Linked DNA regions of Homo sapiens: region 2 is linked to region 1. A link is an interaction called in ENCODE POLR2A ChIA-PET data of the cell type or tissue named here. Cell type or tissue: Panc1. All regions are shown on one strand. Each heading gives the region's core, and the rest is flanking DNA. Links, peaks and the distances in the headings are about the cores only. Region 1 has its middle 18 kb from the start of HCG27. Region 2 holds the start of CCHCR1 (coiled-coil alpha-helical rod protein 1).

The links. Peaks named below come from ENCODE experiments on the same cell type or tissue, not always from the same donor. Only the 100,000 strongest peaks of a DNase experiment are listed, where the experiment ranks them.
Region 2: POLR2A ChIA-PET joins it to region 1 with 17 read pairs; 6 of 35 experiments call an interaction of 5 or more read pairs at or near these places.

Annotation. Positions count from the first base shown.
Region 1 is chr6:31,207,552-31,223,539 of GRCh38, reverse strand. No RefSeq gene overlaps it. Among named protein-coding and RNA genes, the nearest start is that of HCG27, 18 kb to the right of the region's middle. RefSeq lists enhancers at 39-540, 6,849-7,750, 11,574-12,568 and a silencer at 10,887-11,072. In Panc1, for the core only: no CTCF peak of the experiment used is centred there; a DNase peak (open chromatin) is centred at 8,919.
Region 2 is chr6:31,146,084-31,158,170 of GRCh38, reverse strand. It overlaps CCHCR1 (coiled-coil alpha-helical rod protein 1), which reads left to right and starts at 369. Exons shown (of 18, transcript NM_001105564.2): 1 at 369-786; 2 at 1,082-1,148; 3 at 1,227-1,440; 4 at 3,372-3,675; 5 at 7,049-7,212; 6 at 7,311-7,446; 7 at 7,606-7,716; 8 at 7,956-8,105; 9 at 9,443-9,553; 10 at 9,660-9,766. The coding sequence starts at 571. RefSeq lists enhancers at 127-627, 628-1,128, 1,862-2,477. In Panc1, for the core only: no CTCF peak of the experiment used is centred there; no DNase peak of the experiment used is centred there.

The DNA of each region.
Region 1 (15,988 bases), core at 4,566-12,565:
TCCCAAAGCGGAAGAACTTGGAGTTCGATGTTCGAGGGCAGGAAGCATCCAGTATGGGAGAAAGATGTAGGCTGGGAGGCCAGTCTAGCCTTTTCACATTTTTCTCCCTGCTTTATATTCTGGCCACGCTAGCAGCTGATTAGATGGTGCCCACCCAGATTTAGGGTGGGTCTGCCTTTCCCAGTCCACTGACTCAAATGTTAATCTCCTTTGGCAACACCCTCACAGACATGCCCAGGATCAGTATTTTGCGTCCTTCAATCCAACCAAGTTGACACTCAGTATTAACCATCACACTGCTAACTTCTGGCCTTTTGTGGTCTCTTCCATTTTCCCAGTGGCCTGGGAGCAGCTGGGATATTTCTGATCCTGGGGTTCCTGGGGGTGGTGCACAGTATTTCCAATGCTGAGGGGTGCCACAGGCACTGGTGGGAAGCTTGGGTGTCTCCTCCCAGGCTCTCTTGGTGCCTCCTTCCTTATCTGTTTCTTCAGGTTCTGGATCTTGACCATCAGGGCCTGGGGCCCCCACCCCCTCCAGCAGAGCCTGATCCACTCCAGCTGCTGCTCCAGCAACTCTTTGGCTTGGGCCAGCTCAGCTGTGTGGTGGGGCCAGGGCCCTGGTGAGGGGAGTCAGGGAGGGAGCATCAGCCAGGGCAGGGGGGCTGAGGCTCTGGAAAGCTGTGCTGCAGGGTCTGGCTGTAAGTGGGAAATTCTACCTCCCTTTCTCTGTTTCTAGCCCATTAGTTTAAGTCCACCTGTACTGAGAAGCCCAGGGAGCCCTGTATCTTAGGTACAAGCCTCTGGGGAGCAGATAGAGATCCCTGGCCCAGGAGCTATACTGGAAAGCCCACAGCTGCAGAAAGTCAGGTTGCACCTGTAAAACCCCCAGCTGGTTAAAAAAAGATAAAATTTGACTACCTGAGAGGTTTCATTTATATAACAGGAACACCTTCCCAGCCTCTCTCTGTGGGCTATTAAAGATTTCAGAGATTTCTTATTCTAAACAATTAATGAAAACATCAAGTCTTAAAAGGACACATAGTAGTGTCATGGCTAGTCTTCAAAAATTCCCTTGACTAAATTAAGAGCAAAAAAATCACTTCAAACACTTCTGGTAGTTAAAATTAAACACTTCTCAGCCGGGTGCGGTGGCTCATGCCTGTAATCCCAGCACTTTGGGAGGCCGAGATGGGCAGATCACGAGGTCAAGAGATTGAGACCATCCTGGCCAACATGGTGAAACCCTGTCTCTACTAAAAATACAAAAATTAGTCGGGTGTGGTGGTGGGCACCTGTAGTCCCAGCTACTCAGGAGGCTGAGGCAGGAGAATCGCTTGAACCTGAGAGGCGGAGGCTGCAGTGAGGCGAGATCACACCACTGTGCTCCAGCCTGGGCAACAGAGCAAAACTAAAAAAAAAAACATTAAACACTTCTGCCATGGCTCAGGTTTGCCACCTCATCAGGGAACAACTAAGGGCCACCCACCTTGTGGCCTAATAGTCATAACTTTGGTTAAGGCACTTGGGAGGATACCTTTTGGTAAAGAAGGTGAAAAGCCAGGAATATCAACTGTTCCTCCTGGCTAAAATCTGGTAATAAGAGATGTCAAAGGATTTTTTTAGAGCTCTATAGTCAAAATTTGACTTAATTAAAACTGATATTTTAGACTTCAGTGTGTACATATTGCTTTAAGGTCTCTTTTCTCCCTGGGTAAACATTTCTCAGTCAACTAAATGTCTCTCTTTTTCAACCCCCTGCTAGCCACATGCACTTCCTCTGTTTCCCTATTTCTTTGTTTTTTTTTTTTTTTTTGAGACGGAGTCTCACTCTGTCACCCAGGCTGGAGTGCAATGGCGTGGTCTCAGCTCACTGCAACCTCCACCTCCCAGGTTCAAGCGATTCTCCCACCTCAGCCTCCCAAGTAGCTGGGACTACAGGCGCCTGCCACCACACCCAGCTAATTTTTGTATTTTTAGTAGAGACGGGGTTTCACTATATTGGCGAGGCTGATCTCGAACTCCTGACCTAGTGATCCACCCACCTCGGCCCCCCAAAGTACTGGGATTACAGGCATGAGCCACTGCGCCCGGCCTCCCCTATTTATTTCTATCAGCCCCTCCTTCCTCTTGCCAACCTTGGTGCCACATAAGAAAAAAATTAAATTAAATAAAATTCTAATAGCCTGGGATCCCTTAAGAAAAATGCAAAAGGCACCACAGACGCATTTTTGTGAGAAACTGCTGTTTTTTCCTCAGGGAATCCCAAGAGGGAATCCAAGAGAGGACAAAATCCTCTCAGGTCAAAAACTCTGTTCCTTTGCCTTGCATGACCTGATTTTGGCTTTGAATGGGATCAGAAATCACTTTATATTGTGAGAAAACTTGACTTTGGCGTATACAATGGCTGGGAAATGGGCTGATCACAGAGTGGGCTGATTGGCACTGGGTTGCCCACCAGCCTTGAGAGAAAGTTTTTGTAGCAAAACACACTAAAAATATTGTATGGCCAGGTCCCCATGGCATTACTCTCTTTCTGGGCACTGAAAATTCAGTGTGGGCTCTACCCTGAGTTCAATGGTCCAGTTAAAAGATACAGGCCAAATTAAAAGCACCTATCTAAATGCAGTTGATCTCCTTATAAGATCCTATGATAGACCGGGCACGGTGGCTCACGCCTGTAATCCCAGCACTTTCAGAGGCCAAGGAGGGCGGATCACAAGGTCAGGAGATTGAGACCGTCCTGGGTAACATGGTGAAACTCCATCTCTGCTAAAAATAAAAAAAAGTAGCCGGGCGTAGTGGCACACACCTGTAGTCCCAGCTACTTGGGAGACTGAGGCAGGAGAATCGCTTGAACCTGGGAGGCGGAGGTTGCAGTGAGCCGAGATTGCGTTCTGCAGGAGGTACTAATTAAAATTGTGTACCTCCTAGTTTTTTCACTAAAAATAAGAGTTACTAAGAGTTAACATTACAATTCATAGATGTAATTTAAATTACTAGATATAAGATAAATAATTCTACAAGCAACATGCAAAGAAAAGTAGAATGTGGTTTTTGGTAGAAACATAAGAAGGCATGGAAATAGGGCTTTTGTTAAAGGAAAAGTAATTCTGCCTAGTTAGAGGGGTTTATTTTATTTTATTTTATTTTATTTTATTTTATTTATTTTGAGATGGAGTCTCGCTCTGTTGCCCAGGCTGGAGTGCAGTGGCATGATCTCAGCTCACCATCAACCTCCACCTGCTGGGTTCAAGTGATTCTCCTGCCTCAGCCTCCCAAGTAGCTGGGACTACAGATGTGCACCACCACGCTCAGCTAATTTTTTGTATTTTTAGTAGAGATGGGGTTTCACCATGTTGGCCAAGCTGGTCTGAAACTCCTGACCTTCTGATCCACCCGCCTTGGCCTCCCAAAGTGCTGGGATTACAGGTGAGCCACCACGCCTGGCCAAAATAATCTTTTATAACTTTTTTTGTTGGAAACATTGCTGATTCTTTTTGCTTTGTTTTTCAGAGTCAAGAAAACTTTTCTTTTGAACATTTACAGCTTTTCACAATGAAGCGTACTCTTGTAAGCAAAATTTGAGGCATATTTCTTTCTCTCTACCTGATTTCTCCAGAATTCAGAAACTATTTCTGAGATTTTGTTTGTTTGTTTGTTTTTTGAGAAGGAGTCTTGCTCTATCTCCCAGGCTGGAGTGCAGTGGGGCGATCTCAGCTCACTGCAATGTCTGCTTCCCGGGTTCAAGTGATTCTCCTGTCTCAGCCTCCTGAGTAGCTGGAATTACAGGCACCCGCCACCACGCCTGGCTAATTTTTGTATTTTTAGTAGAGACAGGGTTTCACCATGTTGGTCAGGCTGGTCTCGATCTCCTGACCTCATGATCTGCCTGCCTCAGCCTCCCAAAGTGCTGGGATTACAGGCATGAGCCACCACGCCTGGCCTTATTTCTGAGTATTCATGATTTATGGCAATATACTTAGTTGCATGAGTTTAATAAAAATCTGTTTTCTTTCTTAACAGGACATAATTTTGACACTGATTATTTTACCAAGGCTTTGGCTAGAATGCCATATTTTAAGATATAAGCAGACTGCTTTGAGAACTTGAGATTGATGTTATAGAACTGATTAAAAAAAAAAAAAACCCTTGGAAAAACTGACCTCATACTTTGTCTACGCATTTCCTTTACAGGGTTCCTGACAGGTAGTAAGTAAGAATATCACTTTCTCACAGACCTAGGAACCACACGTTATTTTGAGACCTTGAGAAGACAGAAATTTACCTCATTCATACAAGTATCTGCAGGCACAGATAAATCCTTGGCTGGACTCAAGAAAAACTCTAATCTGAGATTCCTTATGAAAAGCTCTAGCAAAACCAATTCAAAAAGAGCCTAGGGCCATGCACAGTGGCTCAGGCCTGTAATCCCAGAACTTTGGGAAGCCAAGGCGGATGGATCACCTGAGGTTGGGAGTTCGAGACCAGCTTGACAAACATGGAGTAACCCCGTCCTGACTAAAAATACAAAATTAGCTGGGCTTGGTGGCGCATGCCTGTAATCCCAGCTACTCGGGAGGTTGAGGCAGGAGACTCGCTTGAACCCGGGAGGCAGAGGTTGCAGTGAGCTGAGATTGCACCATTGCACTCAGCATGGGCAACAAGAGTGGAAACTCTGTCTCAAAAAAAAAAAAGAGCCTATTGGCCAATAATTATTCTTGCTGCGCTTTATGCAAATAATCAGACCAAGTATAATAAGACTAAAACTTATTTTGCAGATACGTTGGTCCCACTATGATTTTGATTTTGGTAAAAATAGGGGACTGGAGAGAGAAAAATTATTTCAAAGAAAATTATAGTATACTCATTATAAGATTCTAGCCTTGTCCATTGTTTTTCAGTTTTCACTATTTGTCTACAATTTATTCAGACTAGATCCTGAATTCTTCCCTGGCTATAAGTCTCCAAAGTAACATTTTCAAAAGAAAAATTTCTCCCATTTTTCTCACTTGGAATCACTAGAAATTAAAACTGTGCTTTTCTTACAGCCCTGCAAACTGAAGCTAGAAAATTTAAACTTTGTAGCGTAATAGCAGAAATAGTAGCATTTGCAGATAACTGTATTTTCACAAGCTTACTTTTTCTTATGTACAATGTAGACTTACTAAGTGCAAGACAAATGCATAATAGATTTTTTCTCTACTCCCTTCTTTTCACCTATAAAATGTAGATTCACTGAGCACTAATCAGAGCCTCACACACCCCACCTTTGTGCCTGCCTACTGAAGTATGGACTTCTCGGTAGCATATCCTAAATTACTTTTCCAGGATTGCATTCCATTTGTTTCTATAATCTGGTCTTGGTCCCTCCCTTTTGTTTCTCTTTTTCCCTTTTTTCTTTCTCTCTTTCCCTTTTTTCTTTCTCTCTTCCTCCCTCTATTTTTCTCCATGGGACAAGAGACTTTACAAGCCCCTAAGAATAAGCCTTCCTAGCAACATGGGATCTAATCTTCCAGGAATAAATCATTCTAGCAGAAGAGGTTAGACTAAACCCATGAGCAGACACCCATTTTCTTCTACCATGCTTTCTCTGAAAGATTTTGAATAACAAGGGAGAAATGTGAAAAGAAAATAGAATCTCAGGACCCCAAACTGCTATGCAAGAAATTAAGCTTGGAAACTGAGTCATGCAAAATTTGCCTTCCTTTTGTTCCCAAACATATAACTGTAATTTTACATGCTTACTTTAGCTTATGTAAAATATAGATTTACTGAACATGATGTGAATGCATAACTGACTTCTTCCTCCCTCCCTTCTTTTCACATGTAAAATGTAGATTCACTAAGGACTAATCACAGCCTCACAAGTATGTAACCACTCGCATCATTGCCTACCTGTCCTTCCTTTTTTTTTCTTTCCTCTCCTGCTTGCCCTTTCTCCTTTAAATATTGAAGGTCCCAAAATCCTCCTTGGAAAAAGCACAGGTCACAGGTCCTATTGTGGCTTATGTTTCTTTTCCCCCAGCATATTTTCAACCTTGGCAAAATGAACACCGAATTGATTGAGATCTGCCTCAGTCACTTTTTGGTTTACAAAGCTAAATTAATTACATTTGTAAATTAAAAACAAGGGGCCAGGTGCAGTGGCTCATGCCTGTAATCCTAGCACTTTGGGAGGCCGAGGTGGGTGAATCACCTGAGGTCAGGAGACCAGCCTTGCCAACATGGCAAAACCCTGTCTTTACTAAAAATACAAAAATTGGCCAGGCATGGTGGCAGGCACCTGTCATCCCAGCTACTCGGGAGGCTGAGGCAGGAGGCAGAGGTTGCAGTGAGCCAAGATCACACCACTGCACTCCAGCCTGGACAACAGAGTGAAACTCCGTCTCAAAAAAAAAAAAAAAAAAGAGGCTGGGCACATTGGCTCATGCCTGTAATCACAGCACTTTGGGAGGCCAAGGCAGGCAGATCATGAGGTCAGGAGTTCAAGACCAGCCTGGCCAACATGGAGAAACCCCATCTGTACTAAAGATACAAAAAATTAGCCAGGCATGGTGGCACACACCTGTAATCCCAGCTACTCGGGAGACTGAGGCAGGAGAATCACTTGAACCCAGGAGGCCAAGGTTGCAATGAGCTGAGATCACACCATTGCACTCCAGCCTGGGCAACAAGGTGAGACCCCATCTCAAAAAAAACAAAAACAAAAACAAAAACAAAAAGATAGCAGCTATTTAGAAAAAAAAAAACAAGAGCTTGGAGTCGCAAAGAAGACAAGCACTCAAACAAAAGGATTTCTCAGCAAGGCAAGTTTACTTCTGCAGAAGGGTGCTGCTTGCACTTCTGGCTGCTGTGAGAGCACACCGAACAATGGACAGAAGCGGGTTTTATCCCTAACGCAATCAGCCCCTGCTACTGTGTCCTGTCCCCATTTGCTGAAGTCAGACTGCACAATCTAAGCTGATCCCAATTGGCTATTTCAAATGGAGCAGGAGTGTGAGTAAGTAGGGCGGGAAGGGCTGTTTCAGCGAGAAGAGAGAGGCCATCCTTTACTGTGCAAAACATGTCAGGGCATGGCAAAGGCAGGAAGAGCCCTCTGCAAGTTACAGATTGGAACTGGTGGGAGTTGGTGTTTACAGAGCGGGTAACTAGGAACAAGAGAGTACAAGGAAGTTGGGTTTTAGAAATAGAAAACAAAGAACAAGGAAGTTGAAGAAGCTGAACCTTTGAAGAGGAACTTACTGTATCTAACAGAACAAATGAGGCTTCTGCAAGACAATTGAAATGATACACTCATAACAATCCTTCATGAAAGTAACATATTAGCCACCTGAGTTTCTGCTTTAGGTTATGAACTCCAAAATGGACTGGCCCCCAGTAATTTACAGTAGGTAGTCCTAAGCCATAAATAAATAGAATCTGTGAATATTAGCTTTGTTCATCTGTAAGAACTTAAGAAAGTGCTGGGCATTGGGTCAGTTCAAGTCTATTGGATGAACTGTGAATCTCATAATCATGGAAATGTAGGAATAAAGATAAATATACATAAACCAGGCCAGGCTCGGTGGCTGACTCCTGTAATCCCAGCACTTTGGGAAGCCAAGGCAGGAGGATCACCTGAGGTTGGGACCAGCCTGACCAACATGGAGAAACCCCATCTCTACCAAAAATACAAAATTAGCCAGGCATGGTGGCACATGCCTGTAATCCCAGCTACTCGGTAAGCTGAGGCTGGAGAATCGCTTGAACCCTGGAGGTGGAGGTTGCGTTGAGCCAAGATCGTGCCATTGCACTCTAGCCTGGGCAACAAGAGTAGAAACTCTGTCTCAAAAAAAAAAAAAAAAAAAAAGTAAACCACAGATTACCTAATGCTAAGGTTTTGTTACAGGAAAGGAGTCTTGATTCAGACCCCAAGAGAGGGCTCTTGGATCTTGCACAAGGAAGAATTCAGGGCAAGTCCATAGAGTAAAGTAAACCAAGTTTATTAGAAAAGTAAAAGAACAAAAGAATGGCTACTCCATCAACAGAGCACCCCTGAGGGCTGCTGGTTGCCCATCTTTATGGTTATTTCTTGATGATATGCTAAACAAGGGGTGGGTTATTTATGCCTTCCCTTTTTAGACCATATAGAGTAACTTCCTGTCGTTGCCACAGCATTTGTAAACTGTCATGGTGCTGGTGGGAGTGTAGCAGTGAGGACGACCAGAGGTCACTCTCATCACCATCTTGGTTTTGGTGGGTTTTGGCTAGCTTCTTTACTGCAACCCATTTTATCAGCAAGGTCTTTAGGACCTGTATCTTGTGCTGACCTTCTGTCTCATCCTATGACTTAGAATGCCTTAACCGTCTGGGAATGTGGCCCAGTAGGGTTCAGCCTTATTTTACTCAGCCCCTATTCAAGATGGAGTTGCTCTGGTTCACATGCCTCTGACAGTTTGAATGACCCCCCAAAACTCATGTTGACATTTAATTGCTATTCTGATAGTATTAAGAGGGGAGACCTTTAAGAGTTGATTAGGTTGAATAGATTAATGTCATTATTGTGGGAGTGGGCTCCTGATAAAAAGTATGTTTGGCCCCTTTGCCCTACCTCTTTCACCATGGGATGACACTACAGGAAGGCCCCCACAAGATGCTGATACCATGCTCTTGGACTTCCCAGCCTCCAGAACTGTAAGAAATACATATTTTAATAAATTGCCCAGTCTGTGGTATTCTGTTACAGCAGCAGAAAATGAAACCTAGTTTGTTATGTTATCATGTTTATTTATTTATGTTTGTTATTCTTGAGTCATAATAGAGTCTTACTCAGATGTGCATTCATGCCTGGCCTCTGCAGGAGGGGCCTGTCTTCAGCCAGGGACAAGCAGAACATTATGGTCAGCATCATCCACAAGGTCAAGAGGCCACAGAGCCCCCTGAGGGCAGTATACTGGCCCCTTCGATATTGTATCCTACCCAGCAGGTTAGTAGGACTGCATGACTGACAGGAATCATTGTAGCCTTCATAGCAAAGTTTTATGGAGACGGGGCTAAGGCTATTGAAGTCCAGCCATTAGATTAATGTAGGAGCTTGCTGTCAGAGACCCTGCTGGGCACTTTTTGTTCCTGTCACAGATGACCTTCACAACAACCTTTCAAGAGAGCTCTTTTCATTTCACTTTTCTTGCATGTGGATGTCCAGTTTTTCCAGTGCCATTTATTGAAAAGACAGTCTTTTCTCCACTGTATTGTCTTTGCTCCTTTATCTGTATTTACGTGGGTCTATTTCTTGGTTCTCTATTCTGTTTCATTGATCTATTTGTCTATTCTTTTGCCAATACAACACTGTCTTTTTTAAATTAAATTATTTTGGTTGACAAATAAAAGTTATATTTGGGTGTATAGCATCATGTTTTCATATACGTATACATTGTAAAATGGCTAAAGCAAGCCATTAACATATACATTACCTCACATACTTTTTGTGGTAATAATGCTTCAAATAATTTATCTTATAATTTTGAAATATACAATATGTGGTTACTAAGTTTAATCACCATAAAGTACAATAGATCTCTTAAACTTATTCTTCCTATCTAATTGAAATTTTGTGTTGGTCGGGCATGATGGCTCATGCCTGTAATCCCAGCACTTTGGGAGGCCGAGGCGGGTGGATCACTTGAGGTCAGGAGTTCGAGACCAGACTGGTCAACATGGTGAAACTAAAAATACAAAAATTAGCTGGATGTGGTGTCACATGCATATAGTCCCAGCTACTTGGGAGGTTGAGGCACAAGAATCACTTGAACCCGAGTGATTCAGAGACTGCAATGAGCCAAGATCATGCCACTGCACTCCAGACTGGGTGACAGAGAGAGACTCTTGTCTTTTTTTTTTTTTTTTTTTTTTTTTTTTGGTAGAGTCTCTCTCTGTTGCCCAGGCTGGAGTTCAGTGGTTCAGTGGTGCAATCTCAGCTCACTGCAACTTCCACCTCCCGGGTTCAAGCAATTCTCCTGTCTCAGCCTCCCGAGTAGCTGGGACTACAGGCGCATGCCACGACACCCGGCTAATTTCTTTTGTATTTTAGTAGAGACAGGGTTTCACCATGTTGCCCAGGCTAGTCTCTAACTCCTGAGCTCAGGCAATTTGCCTGCCTCGGCCTCCCAAAGTGCTAGGATTACAGGCTTGAGCCACTGCGCCCAGCCGAGACTCTGTCTTTAAAAAAAAAAAAAGAAAGAAAGAAAAGAAATTTTGTGTCATTTGCTTACCCCTCCCCAATCCTCCCACCTCCCAGCCTCTGACAACTACCGGTTTACTCACCATGTATATGAGTTTGGCTTTTTTTACATTCCACATATATGTGAGATCATGTTTGTCTTTTTGCGCCTGGCTTATTTCACTTAACATAATGTCTTCTAGGTTCATTCATGTTGTTGACTGAATAGTATCCCACTGTGTATATATACCACATTTTCTTTATACATTCATCCATTAATGGATACTTAGGTTGATTCCATATCTTGGCTCTTGAGAATAACACTGCAGCCAGGTGTGGTGGCTCGCACATGGAATCCAGCTACTCAGGAGGCTGAGGCAAGATGACCACTTAAGGCCAGGATTCTGAGACCAAGCTGGGCAATGCAGTGACACCCTAACTCTAAAGAAAGAAGAAAGAATAATGCTGCAATGAACATGGAAGTGCAGACATCTCTTTGACACACAGATTTTATATCCTTTGAATATATATTCAGTGGTAGGATTGCTGGATCATATGGTAGTTCTATATTTTAATTTTTTGAGGAACCTTCATACTCCTTCCAGCAATGACTATACCAATTATCTGTCTGGATTACTGCAGTTTTATAGAAAGTCTTGAAGTCAGGTGTGGCAGTACTTTGACTTTGTTTTCCTTCTATATTGTGCTGGCTAGGCCTTTTGCCTCTCCATATAAACCTTTTTTGTTTGTTTGTTTTTTGTTTTTTTGAGACAGAGTTTCGCTCCTGTTGCCCAGGCTGGAGTGCAATCTCAGCTCACTGCAACCTCCACCTCCTGGGTTCAAGCGATTCTCCTGCCTCAGCCTCCCAAGTAGCTGGGATTACAGGCACCCGCCACCACACCCAGCTAATTTTTGTATTTTTAGTAGAGACGGGGTTTCACCATGTTGGCGAGGCTGGTCTTGAACTCCTGACCTCAGGTCATCTGCCCACCTCGGCCTCCCAAAGTGCTGGGATTACAGGCATGAGCCACTGTGCCCGGCCTCTCCATATAAATTTTTAAATCAGCTTGTGAGTATACACAAAATAACGTCCTGGGGTTTTGACTGGGATTGCATTGATTCTATAGATCAGGTTGGGAAGAAATGACATATTAACAATATTGAGTCTTCCTGGTCTTGCATCCCACGTTCAAGCTATTCTCCTGCCTCAGCCTCCCGAGTAGCTGAGATTACAGGTGCCCACCACTACGCCTGGCTAATTTTTTGTATTTTTAGTAGAGATGGGGTTTCACCATGTTGACCAGGCTGGTCTCGAATTCCTGACCTTGTGATTCGCCTGCCTCAGCCTCCCAAAGTGCTGGGATTACAGGCGTGAGCCACCATGCCCAGTTCTTTTGTAGCATTTCAAGATGTTCCAGGCTTATCTTGTATTTTTCCTACTTCACCCCTAGAATCAGCTATTTTTCTAAGGAGCCCTGGTTCCTTCTATTGGAGATTGATGTATTATAACCAAAATCTGGGCATTGGGTGCTCATTTCACTTTCCTAAGGAGGACATAGAGGTTCTGTTGATGACATCTGTGATACCTCTGTCTTTGTCTTCTTCATTTAAAAGAATGTAAACAAGGGACACACAGCAAAGGAGATGCAGTACAGAGCAATTTATTGCAAAGGAAAAATGATATTTTGAAAGTTAAGTGCAGAATAGATAGTATGCCCTGAGAGAGAGGATTCAGGGTGGGCTGCTCCTAAGGATGAGACAGCATTGATTATTGCTGCAGAAACTCCCTTTATGGGGGTCTTACATGATTATTCATAAGGAGGTGGGAAGAGGTGTTACTAGTCAGCATGTTCTGGGTGGTCCTCTGGGTGGGTGGTCCTCTGGATGCACATGTGCAGTAGCTATACATGCTTGTTCATGCATCTCATGTCTCATAAGCATCTTAAATCTCCACCCAGGTGTGTGTTTCTTACTATTGTAATGAGCTAAGGGTCAGTTTGACGGTAGGTAAAATCAAAATGCGCATGCTCTCTACAGGGTAAATTCCCTACTGGAGATAGCTTTGCTTGAATGAGCTGGTCTACAATGTGAATGCTGGAGCTTATTGTGTTGTCTGTATGGTTATCACTGTTGCTGCATCCCAAGGACACAGTTACTTCCTTGACTCCCTATCCTGCCTCAATTCCTCCCTAAAAGATCTTAGGACCCATAATCATACGGGAGGATGAGAGGCTAGGTCATTTCTTCCAGAGCTGCTTCCTGCTGAGTGCGGCATTGTCCTTGCCTAACCTGGGCCCTGAAGTCTTTTCCTGCCTAGTCTAACAGTGTGTAAGCCATGTCTTTCAGGGGACTGGTGGGCAAGATGTGAGATAGCTAATTAGCAGCCAAAGGTTGGAAGCCTTGCAAAACCATCACATGAACCGGGATTTGCTGTAGGTGACAAAGCAAGAAATCAGCAATTTTTTTTTTTTTTTGAGACAGTCTGGCTCTGATGCCCAGGCTGGAGTGCAATGGAGTGATCTCAGCTCTCAGCTCACTGCAACCTCTGCCTCCCAGGTTCAAGTAATTCTCTTGCTTCAGCCTCCCAAGTAGCTGAGATTACAGACGCCTGCCACCACACCTGGCTAATTTTTTGTATTTTTAGTAGAGACAGTGTTTCGACATGTTGGCCAGGCTGGGAAATCAGCATTTTAAACAAAGTTGGACCAAAAGTTAGAGCTAAACATATGGTAATGACTGGCATTGTTAAAGGGAGCAAGGCAGAAAACAGCCATTGCTTCCAAGTTCCCACGGAAGCTCCTAAATATTCAATTTTGTCTGCCTGGGTAATGATTTTCTTATTCCAAGAAAATGCTATTAATATATATTTGTAATTTGATTGATGCGAAAACAACATTCTTCTTCTAGATACAAACATGTTCCTCGTTGTCCAACTGTGAGAAGGTCTAAGGCTCTTCGGTTTTGTAGGACTGCCAGGAAGTCCAGCTGTTGCTGAAGTCTAGTGAGGCTCTCTGCTGTTTGTCAGAGGGCCACTGTGGTCTCCTGAGACAGTTTATGCTGGGTTCCCAAGGCTCTGTCTCTGTGGCTGGCTCTGCTAGTCCCGATAGAGAGGATAGCATTAATCCCAAGGGAACAAGGAATCCTGCTCAGCGGTGGATCTTGTGATGTTGGTACATGGGGAAAGGGAGAGATTTGTTAGCCAACGCAAAAGGTAGATAAGGGGAAATGTAAACTATGGGACATCGTCCCTTCCATTGTGGAGGGAGTTGTAGACGTGCTGAAGATCCACAAATACCAACAAATTCTTTTTTTTTTTTTTTTTTTGAGACAGTCTCACTCTGTCGCCAGGCTGGAGTACAGTAGTGCGATCTCAGCTCATTGCAACCTCCGACTCCCTGGTTCAAGCGATTCTCCTGCCTCAGCCTCCTGAGTAGCTGGGATTACAGGCACATGCCACCATATCTAGCTAATTTTTGTATTTTTAGTAGAGACAGGGTTTCACCATGTTGGCCAGGATTGTCTCAATTTCCTGACCTCGTGATCCACCCGCCTCAGCCTCCCAAAGTGCTGGGATTACAGGCGTGAGCCACTGCGCCCGGCCAACACAAGCAAATTCTATGTGATGGTGAAATTTGTGCTGCAAAAGCATTTTGCATCGAGGTGGTAAAAGTAATGGAAATTTGGTGGTCACTGGACTAATTAGAGGATGGTAGAGTTGAGTGGTGTTAATAAGCTTTTTGAAATAAAGTTCCCCCTTTAGGGTTCTATCATGAGGTGTATAAATGATTCTGTGAGAAAGGTTTAGATATACTGACTCTCTTGTGGAGTTTTTCTATAAAAGGAGTGAAACTGGCATGGTTGCTGTAAAGGCAGAAGGGGAATTGCTCTGGGTAAAAAGCAAGGTAAGAAAGCAATTTTCCCCTTGGCAGAGTGAAGCTATTATTCATAGATAAAAATGGAAGTTTGAACTGGCAGTGGCCAGGTCCAAGGAACTCTCTTTGTATTGTTTGTTTAGTCAGATATTCCCACATTATGGTCCAAAGTTTGTTCCAGGAGGTGTATAGGAATGTTGGCCCATTCTTCCCGAGAAACAGGTTTTGCACATTTTTAAATTTTGGTAGTCATGCAAAGCCAGCAAGACTGAGTTAATTTTTATAAATTAGTAGTATGGTTTATTATTTCTTTAGCAGATAAGGTCGTTTTACTAAAAGCGCCTAAAATACAGTAAATAAATAAGAAAAAAATAAAAACATCACATTTCACTGTGAGTTGTTTTCTTGAATAGAAGCTTATGCTGAGGCAACATTAATTGCCTGATGTTTTGGGTCTTGGCTGTTTTTGGACAGGAGCCTTAGATCCTCCAGTGCTTCATAGGAATAGCTTGGAGTCTTTGTTTCAAGTTTCTGTGATGACTTAAAAGGAATCATTTTTTATTTTTGATAAACACACCAAAGGCCTACACCCCTAAGTTTTACTGCAGCAGAAGTTGGTCAGCTGCATGGTAGAGTGAAAATCCTAGTCTGGAGTTTGCTATTAACACCAATGACAGTGTCGTGTTTGGTAGACAGAGGCCCAGGGCAGACAGTGAGAACTGACAGGCCAGCCTCTGTCTTTAAAAGGATATTGATATTTTTGCCTGTCATGTCCAGGGTCATCCGAGGCTCCATTGCTGTGACTGGGGCTGATTGCCACATAGGAGCTGTTTTTTGCCTTTGGTCTCTTTAGTCTTTAGCCAGGGACAATAAGGAATTAGGAGTCCCTCCTCCCTTCAGAGTTGGAGACAGTCCTTCTTCCATTGCCCTTCTTTGTCACATTGATGACAGGCTCCAGAGGGTTTGCAAGCCTGAAGGCCTTTGTTACTTACTTAGCTCCGGTGTCCAGGCTTTTTATAAATGCAGGAATAGCCCTTGGGTTCCACTCAGGATGACCTGGAGGTGGGAGTTTTCGCATAGTGAGTGAAGGCCAAAAATTGGGACTATCTTTTGTCTCTCTTTTCTTCCCTTTGATCTCTATGTGCCTTTTCCACTCTGTCTTGGTAATTAAAGACACCAAAAGTTAGGTTTAGCAGTTCATTTATTGGGACTTGGGGATTTATGACTAGTTTTGTGACTTTTTCCTGATATCTGGGACAGACTGACTCATGAAGTAGGTCTCTAAGAGGATTTGGTTGTTTTTCTGTGTGTTACCTGAGAGAGGGAGATACAGATAGAGAGTGAGAGTAGGTTGCTTTTTGTTTTAGGGGGGCAATAGGATACTCTGCTATGAGTTGTCCCAGCAGGACTGGGCTCTTTAGGGAGTGTTTGGTGAACAAGCTGATAAGGACGGGGTGCAGAAGACTGTGTGTCAAGTGAGGAAGGACTACAGGAGTAGAAGCTTAAGAGGTTTGAAGAGTAACCCTGGACTAGATTGTAAGGGAGGAAAGTTGTTGGTAGGAGGTATTTTTCTTTCTTTTTTTTTTTTTTTTTTTTGAGACAGAGTCTCACTCATCACCCAGGCAGGAGTGCATTGGTATGATCTCAGCTCGCTGCAACCTCCGCCTCCTGGACTCAAGTGATTCTCCTGCCTCAGCCTCCTAAGTAGCTGGGATTACAGGCCTGCGCCACCACACCCGACTAATTTTTTTATTTTTAGTAGAGACAGGGTTTCACCATGTTGGCCAGGCTGGTCTCGAACTCCTAACCTCAAGTGATCCACCCACCTTGGCCTCCCAAAGGGCCACTGTTGCACCCAGCTGGTATATTTCTTATTATAGAGTCATTAATTATGTTAGATTTCCCCAAATTCTTTTTT
Region 2 (12,087 bases), core at 1,332-9,331, 62 kb after region 1:
GTTGGTAAGGGACGTTCGGGAAGAGTCGGTTGGGGGCGGGAAGGGGCTGAGCGGGGGTCCTGGGAGGGTTCAAGGGGTCCAAAGGGGAAGGGGGTACAGGGGCCAGGTGAAGGGACAGATGAAGAGATCAGAACAGCCTTAGAGCTCACGGGCTAACTGGGTGAAGCCTCGGGTATCTAGGGGAGCAGTGGTGGGAGAGTAGAGCCGGCTAGCGTACAGGGGGCGAGGGCAGGCTATTGAGAGATGGGGGTGAGGGTCAGGACCAGAATAATTCCTTCAGAAAAAGGTAGATTAGGTTGTAAAAAGGGACGGGAGTAGGGATCCCAGATTCGGGTAAAAAATAGATTAATGAGGGTGGGAGGGTGGGAGGAAGATCTTAAAGTGCCCACTATGTGTTAGGACTCGAGAAAGAGGAGGCGGGCAGCAGGCATGGAAGCTAAGGGGATAGTAGAGAGAAGCTGAGAGAACAGCCGCAGGAAAGATTTGAATAAGATGTCAGGACGCTGGCTTTTCTGCCTGGGGATCTAGGCGGCCTGGATTCCCAAGGTCTTGGGGAGGGTCTAGCCCTGCATGTGGCCACATTCAGCTGGGGCCAGGCCTTGGGCCAGCACTTTAACAGGGAAGGACCCAAGAGTCATGGCCTGCTGGTGTCTGGATGGGCTTCCCTCAGGCCTTGCTGAGCCATGGAGAGAACTCTGGAGATGGCGCTCAAGACCCCTGCACTGTGTACCTCCTTTCTCACCTCTGGCCAGGAGCAGCAGGGACCATAGAAACTTAAGGAGGAGGGTAGAGGCACTGCCCAGAATCCTGAAAGTATGAGTAAAGCCTCAGAGCCCCTCTCAGTCTGTCTCTTTCAGTAAATTCTCTCCACTTGATAGTTGCTTGGGTTCCATGAGGAACCAGGTTGAGACAAGCAAGTGAATTTGGGGTATCTCCTACTTTGGGGAAGTAGGAAAAGAGCTAAGCATCGGGTGGACCTGGCTATAATTCAAGGATTATGACTTTGTTATTGTAGGGGCTTTCTCTTTGGAAGGTGGCCTGAAAATTGAATTGGAGTGTCTTTGTTTCTCCTCTTGTCCAGGGGAACATAGATGGCTGGAGACAGAATCTAGAGCCTTCAAATAATGTGGAGATGTTTCCACCTTCAGGTCAGTGGGACCAGACAAGGGGAGTGGTGGTTGTCTCTGCCTGGGAAACTGACCATCTTTGTTTTTGTAATTCTTCAGGTTCCACTGGGCTGATTCCCCCCTCCCACTTTCAAGCTCGGCCCCTTTCAACTCTGCCAAGAATGGCTCCCACCTGGCTCTCAGACATTCCCCTGGTCCAACCCCCAGGCCATCAAGATGTCTCAGAGAGGCGGCTAGACACCCAGAGACCTCAAGTGACCATGTGGGAACGGGATGTTTCCAGTGACAGGCAGGAGCCAGGGCGGAGAGGCAGGTAGGGATCCATCCACGCCGTTTTCTCAGGCTTGCTTGCTAGTGACCCTTCCTCACTGGAATAAACTCCTTACCCTATTTCGGCCCTAGTTTCCAGAACGTACTCATTTTTATGTAAGCAATTAGTTCCTACAGTGCATAAATAATAAAGCAGTGTGCTAAGTGCTAGGGATGAGGATAACAATAGTGAATAAGACAAATCCTGACTTAAATTTGTAATTAATAAGGAATCTAAAATCCTAAGAGGGGAGATAGATTGACCACCAGCTGATGGTAAAGCATGGTATGAGGCAAGATGAAGAAGTGCAAACTAGAGGTAGAGACCCAGCACTGTGGCAGTGTGGGTTCATTCTGATGGAAGAAAGCCTTTACAGAGGACATGCTGTGGGAGCTGGCCATGCTGTCGTATTATCTGTAAACATTCTTATTCTTGTTTCATGTGTCTTTTCCCAGATGTACTGGGATATCATTCTGCCATTTTGCTCCAGAATAGGATTACATTAGAAGAAGCAGCATGATGAAGAAGGAATACTAGACTGGGTGTCAGGAGACAGAGACTCTATTTCTAGTTTGGCTACCAGCTAGAGGACATTTGGCAAGTCACTTAATTTCCCTAGCCTACAGATCGCTGCTACTAAAGAAAGAAAGAAAGAGCGAGCCAGATATGGCGGCTCACACCTATAATCCTAGCACTTTGGGAGCTGAGGCAGGAGGATCACTTGAGCCCAGGAGTTCATGACCAGCGTGGGCAACAAAGCGAGACTCCGTCTCCACAGAAAATAATTAGCTGGCTGTGGTGGCATGCATTTGTAGTCCTAGCTACTCAGGAGGCTAAGGTGGTAGGACCCCTTGAGCTCAGAAGTTGAAGACTGCAGTGACCTATGATCCAGCCACTGCATTGAGGCCTGGGTGACACAGTGATACCCTGTCTCTAAAAACGACAACAACAACAATCTCTTATAGTCCTGGGTCTCAGAGAGCTGCCTCAGGAGCCATGTTCCAAGCTGGATTAAACTTCACGTGACATTGGTAGACGATTTCTCTAAAGGCTGGCACTGTGTTATTTATGTACTGTTCTCTCAGACTCCTCATAAAGTATACCTAACACTCAATAAATGCCTTTTTTTTGAGATGGAGTCTCACTCTGTCGCCCAGGCTGGAGTGCACTGGGGAGATCTTGGCTCACTGCAAGCTCTGCCTCCCAGGTTGACGCCATTCTCCTGCCTCAGCCTCCCAAGCAGCTGGGACTACAGGCACCTGCCACCATGCCCAGCTAGTTTTTTATATTTTTAGTAGAGATGGGGTTTCACCGTGTTAACCAGGATGATCTCGATCTCCTGACCTCGTGATCCGCCCGCCTCGGCCTCCCAAAGTGCTGGGATTACAGGCATGAGCCACCGCGCCCAGCCAATAAATGCCTTTTAACTAGCACCTGGCCTCACCATATTGATACTGGAAGCTTACGACCTCTCTATGCCCATTCCTCCCTCAAACTTCTTGCCCTTAAATTAGAATTGAGAAGTCCCTGTGTGTTCTTCCAACCTTTCCACTTAAAATGTGTGGCCTAAAAATAAAAAAATAAATAAGACAAAAAAACCACCAAAAAACAAAAAGAATGTGTGGCCTAATGATATACACATTTGATGTTGAATCCTCCTGTATGTAGCTCTCTCTAGGGAGATCATGTTCCACGATCTCAGCCAGACTTTAGGTCCTGTGAGTCCAGGCACTGGACTCAACATGCTCAATAGGGCTTTGATGAATGATGATGATGTCAATGCAGACATCCCCATACCCCAGCTTCAGCACCCCCTTCACCTCCCCACACGGAAGCAGAGGGGTCCTCTTTTCCTTCTCCTGGCTATGTTTATGCCCTCAACTATCCTTCCAGCACTGGAGACAAGTCTCACCTGCACTAACCTGTCTTTGAAGGTCCTGGGGGCTGGAGGGGTCACAGGCCCTGAGCCAGCAGGCTGAGGTGATCGTTCGGCAGCTGCAAGAGCTGCGGCGGCTGGAGGAGGAGGTCCGGCTCCTGCGGGAGACCTCGCTGCAGCAGAAGATGAGGCTAGAGGCCCAGGCCATGGAGCTAGAGGCTCTGGCACGGGCGGAGAAGGCCGGCCGAGCTGAGGCTGAGGGCCTGCGTGCTGCTTTGGCTGGGGCTGAGGTTGTCCGGAAGAACTTGGAAGAGGGGAGCCAGCGGGAGCTGGAAGAGGTTCAGAGGCTGCACCAAGAGCAGGTGAATGCAGGGGTAGAAAGGATTCAAATTCATAACGGAGAGCTGGGCAGTAGCTTCCAAGCAAAGAACAGGTATTGCAGAAAAGACCCTCCATGAGTAGTGAGTAGTAGAGTGATGAGACCTTTGGTGAAAATAAACACACATGGCCTAGAAAGATGGAGAATTTGGGTACTTTTATCTTAATTCAGGTTGCACTTTTCCCCCAAGACTCAGGTGGCCTCCCACCACTTGAAGCCCTGCTTCCCTTTCTAGTAGGAAATAGTTTGCCTCCCTACTTTACTCCAGGTACCAATTCATCAGGGGTATTGTGGAGGGCAGTGAGGAAGGTGGGTATAAGGGGGCTATGGTGGACTGGGAGAGAGAGATTATTCAGTCCTCAAACTCAGTACTTACTCTTTGCCATCTCTAAGACTCAGTGACCAAATTAGCCTGAGTCCTGCCTTCGTGGATGGAACTGACAGCCTCGTGGGGGATATACACATCCACATTTAATTTAATCATAATTAATTGCAATCAGGAGGAATGCCTTGAAGGAGAAGGACTAGAAAGCACTAACTTAGTCTGGGGTTCAGGGAAGGCCACTGTAACCAGTTGACATGTCAAGGAAAGAAACCATAGCCCTGGGCGCAGTGGCTCACGCCTGTAATCCCAGCATTTTGGGAGGCCGAAGCAGGCAGATCACAAGGTCAGGAGTTCAAGACCAGCCTGGCCAACATGGCGAAACCCTGTCTCTACTAAAAATACAAAAATTCACCAGGCGTGGTGGTGCGCACCTGTAATCCCAGCTACTTGGGAGGCCGAGGCAGGAGAATCACTTGAACCTGGGCAGTGGAGGTTGCAGTGAGCCGAGACTGTGCCATTGCACTCCAGCCTGGGCGACAGAGCAAGACTCTGTCTCAAAAAATAAAATAAAAAAGGAACTGGGAGAAAACAAGGGAGAATTCCTTTATAACCTTGTAGTGGGCAAGGCCTTTCTACCTGTGAGTCAAAATCCAAAATCTAGAAGCCATAAAGGAAAAAATTGATCCATTGACTTTATAACATGAACATTAGGAATAGCCAAAAAGAAAAAAAAAAGCTATATTTATAGCTCAGATCACAAGAAAAGGGTAATATCCCTAATATAAAATGTGTGCCTAGAAATTGGTAAGGGAAAGACCAGCAATCCAATCAGAAAATGGACAAAGGAGATTTATGAAAGAAACTTAGAAACAAGAAGCTAGGCCAGGCACAGTGGCTCATGCCTGTAATCCCAGCACTTTGGGAGGCCGAGGTGGGCGGATCACTTGAGGCCAGGAGTTAAAGACCAACCTGGCCAACATGAAGAACTCTACAAAAAAATACAAAAATTAGCCGGGTATAGTCGTGGGCGCCTGTAATCCCCCAGCTTCTTGGGAGGCTGAGGCAGGAGAATTGCTTGAACCTGGGAGACAGAGGTTACAGTGAGCTGACATCACACTCCAGCCTGGGCAGCAGAGCGAGACTAAAAAAACAACAAGCTACCGTTTGTGCTGAATAGGAGTTGGCCAGTGAAGAGGCGTGTGAAGTCCAGTGGTAGCTGGAAGACACTTGGTGGGACAACAGGTGAAGGCGGGGACAGGAGGCCAGAAGGCTGGGGCACAGAGATGAGGGGCACTGAGTGTGCTGCAGAGCCCAGGGCCCAGGGCACAAGGCTTTGGCCACTTCAGAACTTGCTACTTTCCCATAAGAGCAATGAGCAGGCTGGGCACAGTGGCTCATACCTGTAATCCTAGCACTTTGGGAGGCCAAGGTGGAAGGATCATTTGAGCCCAGGAGTTTGAGACCAGCCTGGGCAACAAAGCGAGACCCCCATCTCTATTTTATGGAAGAAATTAGGGCTGGGCATGGTTGCTCACATGTGTAATCCTAGCACTTTGGGAAGCTGAGGCGGGTGGATCACTTGAGGTCAGGAGTTCGAGACCAGCCTGGCCAACATGGTAAAACCTCATCTCTACTAAAAATACAAAAATTAGCTGGGCGTGGTGGCTCATGCCTGTAATCTCAGCTACTCAGGAGGGTGAGGCAGGAGAATCGCTTGAACCTGGGAGGCAGCGTTTGCAGTGAGCTGAGATCGTGCCATTGCACTCCAGTCTAGGCAACAAAGTGAAACTCCATCTCCAAAAAAACAAACAAAAAAAAATTGTTTTTTCAAGTAATAAGCAACCGTTGAAAGGTTGTTTTTTTTTTTTTTTTGAGATGGAGTCTCGCTCTGTCGCCCAGGCTGGAGTGCAGTGGCGCGATCTTGGCTCACTGCCAGCTCCGCCTCCCGGGTTCAAGTCATTCTTCCGAGTAGCTGGGACTACAGGCGCCCGCCACCACGCCCAGCTAATTTTTTGTATTTTAATAGAGACGGGGTTTCACCATGTTAGCCAGGATGATCTCGATCTCCTGACCTTGTGATCCACCCACCTCGGCCTCCCAAAGTGCTGGAATTACAGGAATGAGCCACTGCGCCCGGCCTGTTGAAAGGTTTTAAGCAGGGAAATAACATGATTAGATTTGTATTTTATGTCTAAAAAATTTTGTCATTTATGTCCCCCAAATTAATTTTATTGTTGTATGGAGACAGGGCTAGAGGAGGCAGACCAGGAAGCAGGGTGGGCACTTTGCCCTCCTTTCCAGTCCATCCCATGACTCTTGGTGGCTCTGACACCCCTGCAACCCTTTGAGGTGCCATGAGCAAAAGACACAAAATTCCTCCTTTCCTGGAGCTTTCCTTCCAGTGTGGTCCGACAGATAGTAACACATACACATAAGCAAGATATGGTCAGTGCTAAGTGCTCAGGAGGACGTGAACAGCTGATGGGGCAGAGTAGGGTGGGGAGGGACGGTATTAGAGGGCCCAGTGAAGCCACCCTGAGGAGGGGCTATCGCCTGGGGTCTGTGGAGCAAGGAGGGGCCGCTGTCTGGTTCTCAGCAGACTCCCCGTGGCCGGAGCGGGGAGCAGTGGGAGAGCCTCCAGGGTGAGCTCAGGAGGTAGGCAGAGGCCGGGTCCCCTGGCCTGCAGGTGTGGAGAGACACCTGGGTTTTGTTGTGAATGCTGTGAGAAGCCACTGAGGGTTTGTAAAGACTAGTTAGGAGATGGTCGCTGTTGCCCAGGCAAAAGATGAGGGTTGGTGGCAGTGGAGACGGAGACAGAGAGGTGAAGATATGTTTTGGGGGAGATCGGACAAGAACTCCTGATGGGTTGTGGGGCAGCTGCGGAGAGTGAGTTGCCAGCTCTCCATTTGCTGTGCACAGTTGGCTGATTGGTTGGGTCATTCTCTAAGGTCACAGAAAGTGGGAGTGAAGGGAACAAGGAAGGCCTCCATGTGGGGTCGAGCCTCTGCTGAGCCCCCTCTTCTTTCCGCAGCTGTCCTCTTTGACACAGGCTCACGAGGAGGCTCTTTCCAGTTTGACCAGCAAGGCTGAGGGCTTGGAGAAGTCTCTGAGTAGTCTGGAAACCAGAAGAGCAGGGGAAGCCAAGGAGCTGGCCGAGGCTCAGAGGGAGGCCGAGCTGCTTCGGAAGCAGCTGAGGTAGGTGGGCGGACGCCGACGGGAGCCCAGCAATTAGTGATGTGGTGGATCTGCAGGGCGCCCCACTGATGGCTGTCCCATTCCCACCCCAACCCTAGCAAGACCCAGGAAGACTTGGAGGCTCAGGTGACCCTGGTTGAGAATCTAAGAAAATATGTTGGGGAACAAGTGCCTTCTGAGGTCCACAGCCAGACATGGGAACTGGAGCGACAGAAGCTTCTGGAAACCATGCAGGTGAGGGTGCAGGAATGTATCTGTGTGCAGACTTAGGGATCAGGTTGGGAGGCAAGCGTGGCCCTTGGAGGAGCGTGTAGAGCACAGCCTCCGGGAGAGAAGGTGGTACCTAAGGCGGCATGGAGGCCCTACAGAGGGGCTGCTTTCCTCTGCCCGCAGCACTTGCAGGAGGACCGGGACAGCCTGCATGCCACCGCGGAGCTGCTGCAGGTGCGGGTGCAGAGCCTCACACACATCCTCGCCCTGCAGGAGGAGGAGCTGACCAGGAAGGTACAGCCCAACCCCCAGACCCCTCACCCTCAGCCGCATCCTGCATCTACTGTCCCCTGCCTCCCTCCCTGTGGGCAGGAGGGGTCAATGTGCCCCAGAACCTGCTTAGATCTCCTTCCTGTGAACTCCTCTTGCTGTAGCTCATGTTGCCCAGGCAGGACAGAGGAGAAACAAAGATGCCACCTCCTTCCTCTCCTCCCCCAGGAGCCCACACTTTTCTCCCACTCCTTCTCCCTCAGGTTCAACCTTCAGATTCCCTGGAGCCTGAGTTTACCAGGAAGTGCCAGTCCCTGCTGAACCGCTGGCGGGAGAAGGTGTTTGCCCTCATGGTGCAGCTAAAGGCCCAGGAGCTGGAACACAGTGACTCTGTTAAGCAGCTGAAGGGACAGGTCACTGCACTCTCTTTTCTCCCGGTATTCCCTCCCAGCACCTTGCTCCTTCCATGAAGGTGGCATCCATTCAACCAGTGTTTATTGAGTGGTTGCCACATGCTGGGCACACAGCCCTGAACAAAACTAAAATGTGGAGCTTGCATTCTAGAACAGAGACACAGAACACGCAAGTAAACAGATAATGTTGGGTAATTATATGTGCGATAGAAAGATTGAAGCCAGGTGCAGTGGCTCACACCTATAATGCGATCACTTTGGTCTTGAACTCCTGACCTCAGGTGATTCACCTGCCTCAGCCTCCCAAAGTGATGGGATTACAGGTGTGAGCCACCGTGCCCAGTCAAGTAATGCCAACAGTTTGGGAGACCGAGGCAGGTGGATCACTGGAGGTCAGGAGTTCGAGACCAGCCTGGGCAACATGTGAAATCCCGTCTCTACTAAAAATACAAAAAATTAGCCGGTCATAGTGGCTCATTCCTGTAGTCCCAGCTACTCTGGAGGATGAGGTGGGAGGATCACCTGAGGCTGGGAGGTCGAGGCGAGGCCACAGTGAACTGTGATCCCATCACTGCACTCTAGCCTGGGTGACAAAGCGAGATCTTTTCTCAAAAAAAAAGAAAGTAGTAAGAAAAATTCAAAAGATAATGTGACGGAGAGACTGTGGGGTGAGTCAGCCTCAGGTAGGATGCTCAGAGACAGCCTCTCTGAGGAGGTGACAGCATCTGAGGAGAGTGGCATGGTCAGTTGGTGGGTCTTGTGGGGTGGGTCAAGGGCTATTCCCATCTTTGAGTGGGCACATGGAATGTGGAACATGGAACACTGGGCTCAGATTCCATCCTCAGAACCTAAGCTTCTGTCTCCCTGCGTGGCATTCATTCTTTTTCTTTTCTTTTTTTTTTTTTTTTTTTTTTGAGAAGGAGTCTTGTTCTTGTCACCAGGCTGGAGTGCAGTGGCCTGATCTCAGCTCACTGCAACCTCCGCCTCCCAGGTTCAAGTGATTCTCCTGCCTCAGCCTCCCGAGTAGCTGGGATTACAGGCACATGCCATCACGCTCAGCTAATTTTTGTATTTTTAGTAGAGACAGGCTTTCACCATGTTGGTCAGGCTGATCTTGAACCCCTGACCTCAAGTGATCCATCTGCCTCGGCCTCCCAAAGTGCTGGGATTACAGGTGTGAGCCACCGTGCTGCAACCCACCCCCGTCGCCCGCCCCCCCTCCCCCCAGCCCCTGCATGGCATTCTTACAGAGATCTCTGCACCTGCCACTTTGCTTCCAGTGCCCCCCTCATCTTTTAGCTCTAGAGGGCCCTGCCTAGCTCTCTCTCCTCCCCCAGGTGGCCTCACTCCAGGAAAAAGTGACATCCCAGAGCCAGGAGCAGGCCATCCTGCAGCGATCCCTGCAGGACAAAGCCGCAGAGGTGGAGGTGGAGCGTATGGGTGCCAAGGTTGGTGTCAGCCTACTAGAGACTCGGGGAGGGCAAGGGAGCCCCTGTTCCGGGGCTGCAGCCAGGACTTAGGGAGGGACCCTGTCCTTTGCTGCATCCTCCCCAGGGCCTGCAGTTGGAGCTGAGCCGTGCTCAGGAGGCCAGGCGTCGGTGGCAGCAGCAGACAGCCTCAGCCGAGGAGCAGCTGAGGCTTGTGGTCAATGCTGTCAGCAGGTATCAGGGATGGAGGGGTGGGTGGAGTAGTGTTTCTGCCACCTCAGGTTCCTGGGCACCTTGTTGCTGAGGATCCTCAGGCAAGAGGGGCTGGAAAGTGGCCACTGGAGGCTACAGGGCTGGGCAGATTTAGCTCTATCAATGTTCCTGTGTTCGTTTCTTTTCCTGGGGAAGCCCCTTCTGCATTCATACCTGATTGCTTGTTATGAATTTCCCGTTGCATGTTTGGCTGGAGGTGAGGCCTTGCTTCCTCCTGCAGTTCAGTCTAGTAATGGCTTGAGCTAAATAGAGCACCCGGGAGGATCTTTACTTGCAGTATTGTTCAAGGATGGAGAGTGTAGACACTTCATCTTCCTTTTTTTTTCTAAAATTTTACGGGCAATCCGTTTCACTGGAGAAAAATTTAGTCTATTTATTTATTTATTTTGAGACAAAGTCTCGCTCTGTCACCCAGGCTGGAGTGCAATGGCGCAATCTTGGCTCACTGCAACCTCACCTCCCTGGTTCAAGTGATTCTCCTGCCTCAGCCTCCCGAGTAGCTGGATTACAGGCATCCTCCACCAGTGTCCTCCACTACACCCGGCTAATTTTTGCATTTTTAGTAGGGACGGGGTTTCACCATGTTGGCCAGGCTGGTCTTGAACTCCTGACCTCAGGTGATCCACCCACCTCAGCCTCCCAAAGTGCTGGAATTATAGGTGTGAGCCACTGCACCTGGCCTAGTCTATTTATTTAAAGCTATATACTTACTTGCTTATTATATACTTAACTTGCTTACTATTCCATCTAAAATGTAAGCCAGTTAGTTTCCTTCTAAATCAATTGCCAGCCTTTGTCTCTCCTACCAACTTCCTAGTTGTTTCATTACCTACAATTGTTGTATGACCTTCAGAAAAACCTCTAAGAAAACAGCAAAGCTTCTTTGTGCTGGTGATGACTTCCCCTCAGCCTTAGACACTGAGGTACCCAAGGCAGGTAGTTCTTTTTTTTTTTTTTTTTTTTTTTGAGACAGAGTCTCGCACTGTCACCCAGGCTGGAGTGCAATGGCACGATCTCAGCTCACTGCAACCTCTGCCTCCCGGGTTCACACGATTTTCCTGCCTCAGCCTCCTGAGTAGCTGGGATTACAGGTGCACACCACCACACCCGGCTACTTTTTTGTATTTTTAGTAGAGACAGGGTTTCACTGTGTTGGCCAGGCTGGTCTCAAACTTCTGACCTCGTGATCCGCCCGCCTCGGCCTCCCAAAGTGCTGGGATTACAGGCTTGAGCCACCGTGCCTGGCCGGCAGGTAGTTCTTAGCACAGTCTCTGGCTTGTAAATGTTTATTGTTATCGTGAGGCTCTTCTTGATGGGTTAATTTAGATAAAGATAATTTTTGGTTTAGCGAAATTAAGATGCAGGATGAGTCCTTGCCCATCACTTCCTTCTCTTGGATTTGTACCTTAGGGACTAATTTAGCTTTAAAAATTATGAAAAATTTCAAACTTGCACGGAATTAAACTAGTTATAATGACCTACCACCCAGGTTCAATCCATCGCGGGTGCCCCCTACCTCCAGGAGAACAGAAAGATGCACTGTGGACAGGGTTTGACTTTGGTACCAGGCGATCACAGAAATGGTCTGTGTAATGATGCATTTGCCGAAAGTCCTCCAGGCTTAAAGCAGTCCAAACTCTGATTGTTGCTGGGTTTATTAGATTGTCTCTAGGTAATTGGAGACTTTAATAAGGGCTGTGGTAGGTGTTGGAAGCATCTACTGGAACAATTTCCAGATCAAAGTGAACTTTGCTGTGCTGCTGGGGATGCAGCTGCAAGCCTTCATCATCATGTGTTTTTCTGTGGGTGCAGACCTGGACTCTCCTGAGGAAACCCCAGCCCGGCCCCAGACACTCCTTGGCCTCCTCCTGGGGCCTGTTTAAGCTGCTCAGTTTTCATGAGCCAGGTTGGTCCTACTTCTGGCACAGCCAGCTGGTAAAGCATGTGGACCTGCCCGTCATTGGTGCTAGATCGACACTCCTGGGCTTGGAGAGGATAACTTTGTTTTCTTTTGTTTTTTTGAGATGGAGTCTCGCTCTGTCACCCAGTCTTGAGGGCAGGGGTGCGATCTTGGCTCACTGGAACCTCCACCTCCTAGGTTCAAGTGATTCTCGTGCCTCAGCTTCTGGAGTAGCTGGGATTACAGGCATGAGCCACCATGCCCGGCTAATTTTTGTGTTTTTAAGTAGAGAGAGTTTCACCATGTTGGCCAGGCTAGTCTCCAATTCCTGACTTCAGGTGATCCGCCCGCCTCGGCCTCCCAAAGTGCTGGGATTACAGGC